2 separate regions of the Homo sapiens genome follow, and region 1 is linked to region 2. A link is an interaction called in ENCODE POLR2A ChIA-PET data of the cell type or tissue named here. Cell type or tissue: PC-9. All regions are shown on one strand. Each heading gives the region's core, and the rest is flanking DNA. Links, peaks and the distances in the headings are about the cores only.

The links. ChIA-PET counts read pairs that join two places held together with the same protein. Peaks named below come from ENCODE experiments on the same cell type or tissue, not always from the same donor. Only the 100,000 strongest peaks of a DNase experiment are listed, where the experiment ranks them.
Region 1: POLR2A ChIA-PET joins it to region 2 with 7 read pairs; 2 of 35 experiments call an interaction of 5 or more read pairs at or near these places.

Annotation. Positions count from the first base shown.
Region 1 is chr19:39,054,754-39,060,275 of GRCh38, reverse strand. No RefSeq gene overlaps it. Among named protein-coding and RNA genes, the nearest start is that of FBXO27, 25 kb to the right of the region's middle. RefSeq lists an enhancer at 1,270-1,771. In PC-9, for the core only: no CTCF peak of the experiment used is centred there; a DNase peak (open chromatin) is centred at 2,475.
Region 2 is chr19:38,457,862-38,462,995 of GRCh38, reverse strand. It overlaps RYR1 (ryanodine receptor 1), which reads right to left. Exons shown (of 106, transcript NM_000540.3): 18 at 4,704-4,945; 19 at 3,658-3,850; 20 at 2,405-2,621. Among named protein-coding and RNA genes, the nearest start is that of RYR1, 27 kb to the right of the region's middle. In PC-9, for the core only: no CTCF peak of the experiment used is centred there; no DNase peak of the experiment used is centred there; H3K27me3 peaks cover 2,050 bases.

The DNA.
Region 1 (5,522 bases), core at 285-5,284, 600 kb before region 2:
TGGCATATGAAAAGGGGCTCAACATCGCTGATCATTAGAGAGATGCAAATCAAAACTACAGTGAGATATATCATCTCACCCCAATTAAAGTGCCTTATATCCAAAAGACAGGCAATAACAAATGCTGGCAATGATGTGAAGAAAAGGGAACCCTCGTACATTGTTGGTGGGAATGTAAATTAGTACAACCACCGTGGAGAACAGTTTGGAGGTTCCTCAAAAAACTAAAAATTGAGGCTGGGCGCAGTGGCGCACACCTGTAATCCCAACACTTTGGGAGGCCAAAGCAGGTGGATCCCTTGAGGTCAGGAGTTCAAGACCAGCCTGGCCAATGTGGTGAAACCCCGTCTCTACTAAAAATACAAAAATTAGCCAGGCGTCATGGTGCATGCCTGTCATCCCAGCTACTCAGGAGGCTGAGGCAGAAGAATCAGTTGAACCTGGGAGGCAGAGGTTGCAGTGAGCAAGATCACACCACTGCACTTGAGCCTGAGGGACAGAGCTAGACTCTGTCTCAAAAAAAAAAAAAAAAACAAAACACCTAAAAATTTGAGCTACCATATGATCCAGCAATCCCACTGCTGGGTATATACCCCATAGAATGGAAATCAGTGTATCTGTTAAGGAAATATCTACACTGACATGTGTATTGCAGCACTGCTCACAGTAGCCAAAATTTGGAAGCAACCTAAGTGTCCATCAGCAGATGAATGGATAAGGAAAATGTACATATGCACAGTGGAGTACTATTTAGCCATAAAAAAGAATGAGATCTAGTCATTTGTAACAACATGAATGGAACTGGAGACCATTATGTTAAGTGAAATAAACCAGGTTCAGAAAGACAAACATCACATGTTCTCACTTATTTGTGGGAGTTAAAAATCAAAACAATTGAACTCATGGACATAGAGAGGCTGGGAAGGATAGTGGAGGTTGGGGGGAGGAGAGGATGGTTAGTGGGTATAAAAAAATAGAAATAATGAATAAGACCTACTATTTGATCACACAACAGGGCGCCTATAGTCAATAATAACTCGCCTATTTAAAGATAACTGAAAGAGTATAATTGGATTGTTTGTAACACAAAGGATAAATGCTTGAGGGGATGGATGCCCCATTCTCCAGGATGTGATTATTATACATTCCATGCTTGTATCAAAACATTTCATTTACCCCATAAATAAGTACACCTACAAAAATTAAAAATTAAAAAAATATATATCAGCCTGTTGGTAAAGGCTTAGCTGGGTGGCCGCAGCGGGCTTCCCAACACCCCCAAATTGAACTTACCATCTAAAATGGAGGCTCCTTGGCCAGGTGCAGTGGCTCATGCCTGTAATCCCAACACTTTGGGAGGCCACGATGGGCCGATCACCTGAGGCCAGGAGTTCAAGACCAGCCTGGCCAACATGGTGAAACCACGTCTCTACTAAAAATACAAAAACATGTGCTGTGTCCACTCAGGGTTAAATGGATTAAGGGCGGTGCAAGATGTGCTTTGTTAAACAGATGCTTGAAGGCAGCATGCTCGTTAAGAGTCATCACCAATCCCTAATCTCAAGTAATCAGGGACACAAACACTGCGGAAGGCCGCAGGGTCCTCTGCCTAGGAAAACCAGAGACCTTTGTTCACTTGTTTATCTGCTGACCTTCCCTCCACTATTGTCCCATGACCCTGCCAAATCCCCCTCTGTGAGAAACACCCAAGAATTATCAATAAAAAAATAAATTAAAAAAAAATAATAATAAAAAACAAAAAAAAATAAAAATAAAAATACAAAAAAAAAAAAAATTAGCAAGTCATGTTGGCGCACGCCTGTAATCCCAGCTACTTGGGAGGGAGGCTGAAGAAGGAGAATCGCTTAAGCCCAGAAGGCAGAGGTTGCAGTGAGCCAAGATCTCGCCACTGCACTCCAGCCTGGGTGACAGAGCAAGACTCCATCTCTAAATAAATACATAAATAATGGCGGCTCCTCTCTAGCTGGTTTATAGGCACAAGAATAAGTTCCACTAAACCATGGGTCCTCCCCCACCGTCACCCCCAGGGAAGGCATGAGGGACAGAGACAAACTGCAGCTGTTCTTCCTCCACTTGTCCTTCCTGGAGAGTGCAATAAAAACACCTCCTTTATTTGGTAACATAAGGAATGAGAAAACCCCTTTCAAAGACACGCCAAAGAAGAGATCAACTGCCTTAGTAAACAGATCTACACGTAATGTAGACCGCCAGTTAGGGATGAAGTTAGAATCTCACCACATGATGGATTCCTGTGTCTTCACCTTCGACCAGTACTGGGATCCTTTCAAGAGTGTCATCAGCACCTTCACAGATAGCTCTGCAAAATGGCGGCTAACCTATGGCTCCATTGTCAAGTCAACAGCCCACACTATTTCCCAATGTAAGATTTCACCGTGGTCAGCTGGCCTCATGACTTACATTCCTAAAGGAAATGCATTATCTGACCATTTACTTCCTTCTTTTGTGGCTTTCAGTCCACACCTCTGAAGTCTTGGGGTGTAGCCATCATCTAACTTGTAGGTGTCCTCCCTCATTCCTTCTTCCATGTCATTCTGGAAACCACAGACTCTTACTACAAACCTTAGATCTGTGATCCTCTTTTTTCTACACTTTTTCAGAACATCCTCCTCCCCTTGCACCCCATTGGCCAGAACTAGGTTGGATGCCCATTCCTGAACAAGTCACACCACAGAAGATTAGACTCATTGGATGAATCAGGATGAACGCCGGGGGCTGGGTTAGGCCTCTGCCCTCTTGGGTCCTTACCGGAGAAAGGGTTGAGTGGGAGTAGAGGGTCTTCCCCAGTGTCCACTGCTCTTAGATCTGGGGGTCATGTCCATGGTTTTCCCACATACTGGTCTGCTTCAGTGAGTCCCCACTGGGGTGGACTCCCCAATACCAGTCCACCACCTGGCTGGTGAGCTACCAGGAGACTTTGCTCTGTACTTAAGGCTCCCCTTGTTGGCTGGGTGTGGTGGCTCATGCCTGTAATCCCAGCACTCTGGGAGGCTGAGGTGGGAGGATGGCTTGAGGCCAGGAGTTCAAGACCAGCCTGGGCAAAATAGAAAGACCCCATCTCTACAAAATAATAATAATAATTTTGTAAAAGTCGGCCGGGTGCGGTGGCTCACGCCTGTAATCTCAGCACTTTGGGAAGCCGAGGCGGGAAGATCACCTGAGGTCAGGAGTTCAAGACCAACCTGGCCAATGTGGTGAAACCTTGTCTCTACTAAAAATACAAAAAATTAGCTGGACGTGGTGGCATGTGCATGTAATCCCAGCTACTCGGGAGGCTAAGGCAGGAGAATCACTTGAACCTGGTGGGGGCAGAGGTTGCAGTGAGCCAAGATTGTGCCACTGCACTCCAGCCTGGGCAACAGAGTTAGACTCCATCTTAAAAAAAAAAAAAAAATTGGAAAAACCTACCCGGGGGTGGTGGCGTGCACCTGTGGTCCCAGCTACTCAGGAGGCTGAGGGAGAAGGATTGCTTGGGCCCAGGCGGTCGAAGCTGCAGTGAGCCATGATCGCGCCACTGTACTCCACTCTGAGTGACAGAGCGAGACCTTGTCTCAAAAAAAAAAAAAAAAAAGGGATAAGAACAAGCAGCCAGGCACAGTGGCTCACGCCTATTATCCCAGCACTTTGGGAGGCCGAGGTGGGCGGATCACCTGAGGTCAGGAGTTCCAGACCAGCCTGGAAAGCATGGTGAAACCCCATCTCTACTAAAAATACAAAAATTAGCTGGGCGTGGTGGCGGGCGCCTGTAATCCCAACTACTCAGGAGGCTGAGGTAGGAGAATCACTTGAACCCAGGAGGCGGAGGTTACAGTGAGCAGAGATCGTGCCACTGCACTCCAGCCTGGGTGACAGAGAGAGACTCTATCAAAAAAAAAAAGAACAAGGAAGTGGGGAGCCTGGACTGACAATGGCCACCGTCCTTGCTCAACAGGGAGACCAGTGCAGAATGGACCTGACCCTGTAAATGACAGGTGACGACAGGTCACAGTATAAGTCACCATTTTGTCTCTGCATGTTGTGAACTACCAGTGCCCCCTTAACCATGGCAACAGGGTTGATGATGCTCTTAAGCCCTGTAGATTAGAGAACCAGCTGCAGATGAGCTTCCCTGAGGCTCTGTTCTCCTAGAACCACCATCAGTCAGGACCTGATTATCAGTAGGCTGAATAACGACCCCCAAATATATTCAGGTATGCGATGGTCTCAATGTTTGTATCCCCTCTGAAATTCACATACTGAGGCCAAGAGCAGTGGCTCACGCCTGTAATCCCAGCACCTTGGGAGGGCAAGGCAGGAGGATCGCCTGAGCCCAGGAATTCAAGGTCAGCCTGGCTAACATAGTAAGATCCCTATCTCTACAAAAAAATTAGCCAGGCATGGTGGGATGCACCTGAAGTCCCAGACACTTGGGAGGCTGTGGTGGGAAGATTACTTGAGCCTGGGAGGTTGAGGTTGCAGTGATCTGTGACTCCAGCCTGGGCAACAGAGAGAGACCCTGTCTCTAGAAAAAACCCCCAAAATTCATATATGGAAATCCCAACCCCCAAGGTGATGGTATTAGGAGGTGGGACCTGCGGGAGGTGATTGGGTCAAGAGGGCAAAGTACACATGAATAGGATTAGTGCCCTTATAAAACAGGCCATAGAGAGAGCCCTTGCCTCTTCCACTCTGTAAGAACACAGGGAGAAGACCTCCTCTATGAGGAAGCAGGGCCCTTATCAGACAGCGAATCTGCCAGCACCTTGATCTTGAATGTCCCAGGCTTTACTACTGTGAGAAATAAATTTTTTAAACCTCCCAGTTTATGGTATTTTGTTCTAGCAGCCTGAATAGACTAAGACAGCAACCCAATCCCTGGAACCTATAAATGTTATGTTATACAAAAGAAGCGTCTTTGCAGATGTAAATTAATGATTTTTTTTTTTTTTTTTGGAGATGGAGTCTCGCTCTGTCGCCCAGGATGGAGTGCAATGGCACAATCTCAGCTCACAGCAACCTCCACCTCCCAGGTTCCAGCAATTCTCCTGCCTCAGCCTCCCAAGTAGCTGGGATTACAGGCACGCACCACCACACCTGGCTAATTTTGGTATTTTTAGTAGAAACAGGGATTCGTCATGTTGGCCAGGCTGGTCTCGAACTCCTAACCTCAGGTGATCCATCTGTCTCGGCCCACCAAAGTGCTGGGATTACAGGCATGAGCCACCGCGCCTGGCCAAGTTAATGGTTTTGAGATGAGATTATCCTGGACTACCTGGTAAGCCATATATGCTGTCACAAGTGTCCTTATAAATTAGAGGCAGAGGGAGGTTGCACACAGAAGAGGAGAAGGCAAAATCACTCCAGAGGCAGAGATTGGAGTGATGCAGCCACAAGCCAAGGAATGCTGGCAGCCTCCAGAAGCCAGGAGAGGCAATGAATGGCTCCCCCGAGCCTCCAGAAGGCAGGCAGTCCTTCCGCTCCTTTGACTCCAGCCCAGTGAAACT
Region 2 (5,134 bases), core at 16-5,015:
GAACTCTGGAGGCAGAGGTTGCAGTGAGCCAAGATTGTGCCACTGCACTTCAGCCTGGGCAACAGAGCAAGACTCTGTCTCCAAAAAAAAAAAAAAAAAAAAAAGAAGAGAGAGTATTAAGGAATTATCTGGGACGGGTCTGTCTCCCCCGTGGACTGGGAGCTCCATGAGGGCAGGGCCTGGGGCTGCCCTGGTCTCCACCAAGTCCCCAGCCCTATCCAGCCCAGAACCAGACTCAGACCCAGAAGAGAGGCTCAGGAAATGTTTGCTGAATGAAAAGAATGGAGGAGTCTCCTTCCTTCTCCGTATGAGGATCATAGCGATACCTAATAAGGACTCAGTGAGATCATTAATGTAAATTACTAAATGTTACATAGTTAATATCGATGCCTGGCAGAGGGTAAGAGCCTAGTAGACAGTAGCGGTGTTGGCGTTCCGCAGGCAAGAGGCAATGATGGTTTGGACTTGGGCGGGACATGGGGATGAGGAAAGCGGGGTCGGGGGGATGTCTGGGAGGCCGAGTGGACAGCCCACGAGGCTGACAGGCTGGGGGATGGGGACAGAGGCATCCAGGGTGAGGCCCAGGGCACTGGTCTGGGGACAGGGGGATGAAGTCACCCCCGCAGATGATATCACTGCTACTAATAATGAGTGACTGTCTTGAGTGCTTACTGTTTAATCAGGACTGGACTAAGCATCTTGCCTATATCCATTCATCTTACCTTCACAACAATGAACAATGCTATCAGATATCAGGGTGTTATCCCCTTTTCCTCACGGAGGAACAAACTGAGGCTCAGGGAGGGGAGGTCACATGCCCAAGATCACGTGACTGAAAACCAAACCTTTGCTGTCAGGCTTTTAAACCTAACCTATATTCCCTCCTATAGGGACATGCTTGGAGGGAAGGCAAAAACAGTCCTTTCTTTCTTTCTTCTTTTGAGATGGAGTCTTGCTCTGTCGCCCAGGCTGGAGTGCAGTGGTGCGATCTCGGCTCACTGCAACCTCCACCTCCCGGGTTCAAGTGATTCTCCTGCCTCAGCCTCCTGAGTAGCTGGGATTACAGGTGCCTGCCACCATGCCTGGCTCATTTTTGTATTTTCAGTAGAGATGGGGTTTCACCATGTTGGCCAGGCTGGTCTTGAATTCCTGACTTTAGGTGATCTGCCCGCCTCAGCCTCCCAAAGTGCTGAGATTACAGGCATGAGCCACCACACCCAGCCTTTTTCTTTCTTTCTCTCTCTCTCTCCCTTTCTTTTTTTTTTTTTTTTTTTCAGGGTTTTGCTCTGTCACCCAGGCTGGAGTGCAGTGGCACAATCATAGCTCACTGCAGCCTCGAATCCCTGGGCTCAAGTGACCCTCCCATCTCAGCCTCCCAAGTAGCTGGGACTACAGTCGTGGACCATCACCTCAGCTAACTTTTAATTTTTAGTAGAGATGGGGTCTTGCTATGTTGCCTAGGCTGGTCTCAAACTCGTGGACTCAAGCAATCCTGCCTCGGCCTCTCAGAGTTCTAGGATCGCAGGTGTGAGCCACCCTTTCTTTGTGGGGCAGTGGTGAGGACTCCCTGAGACTGCGATTCTGCTCTGACAGAATCCTTTGCCTCTCTGTGCTCAGTTTCTCCATCTGTTAAACAACGAGGTTCCCAGCTTCTAGGGCAGCTCCCCACCTCTCTCACTCCTTTTAAAAAATTGTCTAAATTTGTAAATATTAAAAATTTTTTTCTATAAAGACGGGGTATCACTATGTTACCCATACTAATCTCGAACTTTCGGGCTCAAGCGCGAGGCCCCCACTTCGGCTTCCCAAAATGTTGGTTGTTTTTGTTTGTTTGTTTGTTTTGAGATGAAGTCTCACTCTGTTGCCCAGGCTGGAGTGTAGTGGCACGATCTTGGCTCATTGCAACCTCTGCCTCCCAGGTTCAAGCAATTCTGCCTCAGCCTCCCGAGTAGCTGGGATTACAGGCACCTGCCACCATGCTAATTTTTGTTTTTTGTTTTGTTTTGTTTTGACATGGAGTTTCACTCTTGTTGCTTAGGCTGGAGTACAATGGCGTGACCTCAGCTCACTGCAACCTCCACCTCCCGGGTTCAAGCGATTCTCCTGCCTCAGTCTCCCGAGTAGCTGGGATTATAGGCGCCCGCCACCACACCCAGCTAACTTTTTGTATTTTTAGTAGAGACAGGGTTTCACTTTCACCGTGTTGGCCAGGCTGGTCTTGAACTCCTGACCTCAGGTGATCCACCCGCCTCGGCCTCCCAAATTGCTGGGCTTACAGGCGTGAGCCACCACGCCTGGCCATCCAAAGTGCTGGGATTACAGGCATGAACGATGGCACCCTGCCCCCTCTCTGACTCCTAAGAGACCCTGCCTCGCCAGAAAACCTTTGCAGGGCAGGCAGTACCTGGACAGTGTCCACAGGGCAGGGCACGAAGTCGGTGTGTGAGAGGCAGCGACTGGGGCCCACCAGGTGAGGCCCCCGGGGCCCCTCCCGTCGATACTCCTTGATGGGTTCAAGATGGAGTCGCTCTCGAGGGAGCACAGCCTCATGGCATGGAGCATAGCCAGGTGGGGGCAGGAACTTGAATTCACCATGGCGGCCACCAAGGAGGAACCGCACCCTGGGTAAGGAAGGACAATGGGGATCATTGAGGGGAGGTTATGGGGGACAGTCTGTGGTCAGTGGGGGACATGGAAGCAGTCCTGGGATCAATGGAAAGTTCTGGGGAGACCAAAGGTCACCGGGCAGTCATAGTGTCCTGGAGGTCATTTAGAAGTCATAAAAGAAAGTCTAGAGTCAAAGGAATATCATAAGGGAATTAAGAGCCAGGGAGTTGAGAGCGGGAGGGTCTCTGGTTAATCTAGAAGAGTTCAGATGACTGCAAGGTCATGGAACAGTCCTTCAGAGGAGACCCCAGGTCAACAGAGCATTCGGGGTCATTGGAAGGTTGGGGAGACCAATAAGAAGGTCATTTGAGAAGTCACTGAGCATCTGTTACAATTATGAAATAAACATAAACACCACTGAATGGACATTCGGAGAGCTTGGGGTGATTGGGAAAGGACTGGATCATTGGGGGGTCTTTGGAATAAATGGGGTTATTCGGGAGCAGGGTCACTGGGCAAGTCTGGGTCTATTGAAAGGTCATCGGGAGATGCTGGCATTATTAAGAGATTATTGAGAGAGTATGGTGTCATTGGAAGAGTCTGAAGTCATTAGGGGGTTAAGGAGGGTCTGGAGTCATTAGATCATTATCAGATTCTGGAGTCATTGGGAGAGTCTGAGGCCACTGGGGAGTCAAGGAAGGTCTGGAGTCATGAGATCATCAGATTCTGGAGTCACTGGGAAAGTCTGAGGTCATTGGGAGGTCACCGGAAGAACCTTGGGTTGTTGAGAGACCACTAGGAGAGTCTGAGACCATTATCTCAGAGGTTACTGGAAGGACGTGGGGTTAGGGAGAATCTGAGGTCATTGGAAAGAGTCTGGAGTCACGTGGAGGTCCCTGGGATCTTCAAGTAAGGGTTCTGGACACCAGTCAGTCTTGATGGTAGGCTGCAGTGTCCTGGCCTCCTGGGGGACCATGGAGTGACTGGGGAAGCTGTCTCAGGTCAGTCCTAGGTCTGAGGACTGGCCGTGGGGTGGGGGCAAGTTCTCACTTGACACCAGCCGAGAAGCTGACAACAGGGAAGAAGAGCCCGTCCAGGTTGAAGGACTCAAAGACACCCTGCACGGGGCAGCCGTTGATGCGGAAGGAGATGGACGGCACGCTGAGGTCCAGGCAGCAGCTGATCACGTCTTCAGGGGCCAGGAGGTGCTGCCCTGGGGAAGTCACTGGGCGTGCCACGTGTCCTGCATCAGTCACCAGAGATGGGTCAGACGTCACAGGTCCCACAGAACCAATGATAACAAGAGAAAAGGGACAGATATTGGAGGCTCCTGTGGAGATTGCATCCTGGAAACCCTAATGGAAAGTGCTCCCTTGGATGCTCCCGTAGCTCTGAAATGAAGGGCAGAGGTCAGGGTTCCCCTGAAGTTAGGATTCTGAGCTGTGGGGCCAGAGATTAAATCCTCCTGGGGGCCGGATGCAGTGGCTCACACCTGTAATCCCAGCACTTTGGAAGGCCAAGGCGGATGGATCACTTGAGGTCAGGAGACCAGCCTGGCCAATGTGGTGAAACCCTGTCTCTACTAAAAATACAAAAATGAGCCGGGCGTGGTGGTGCATGCCTGTAATCCCAGCTACTCAGGAGGCTGAGGCAGGAGAATTACTTGAACCCGAGAGGCAGAGGTTGCAGTGAGCTGAGATCATGCTACTGCACTCCAGCCTAGGAGACAGAGTGAGACTCCATTTCAAAATAAACAAACAAACAAACAAACAAACAAAATAAATAAATAAATAAATTCTCCTGGGGTTAGAAGTCAAAGATCAGAGATCACAGTAATCTGCGTGGTCTTCTGGGATATCTAGGGTCAGAGGTCACACCTACTCTGGGATCAGAGTTCTGTAGGTAACGAGGATACAAGTCAGAGCCGGGAATCTAGAAGCTCTGGGGTTAGGGTCTTGGGAAATGAGGACTAAAAGGTCAAAAGTTGACCTTTTCAGGGAGTCAGGATCCTGAGAACCCCAAGGTGTATGGTCAGAGACTTAGAAATGCTGGGGTCAATGGTCAGGGGTGAGGGTCCCCTGGAAGGGGTCAGGTACCTGTCCAGAGATGCAGTCCATCAAAGCCGTAGGAATAGAGGTCATCGCCGACCCCGTTGCCGCCCCAGCCCTCGCCGGCCCCAGGGTAGGGGGTGTAGCCCTCGGTGAGGGCCCAGCCCACCCGCAAGTGGGTGGCCTGAGCTGTCAGAAATGGAGTCACCTCGTCCACCATCACCTCAAAGTACCATTTGCTGTACTGCGTGGTGCCTTCCGCTCGGCCCACAAAGATGTTGGGGCGGATGCTGCAGGAGAGATGGGACAGGAGAGGGGGATGACGGAGAGGCAGAGAGGAGAGCCAAGTGGTGGGAAGCCAGAGAGAGACAGACATCCAAAGACAGAGAGAGAGAGATGGGAGAGAGACAGGGAGAAAGACATGGAGGAAGAATCAAGACAGAAACAGGCAAAGATAAAAAGAGAAAACAGAGAGAGAG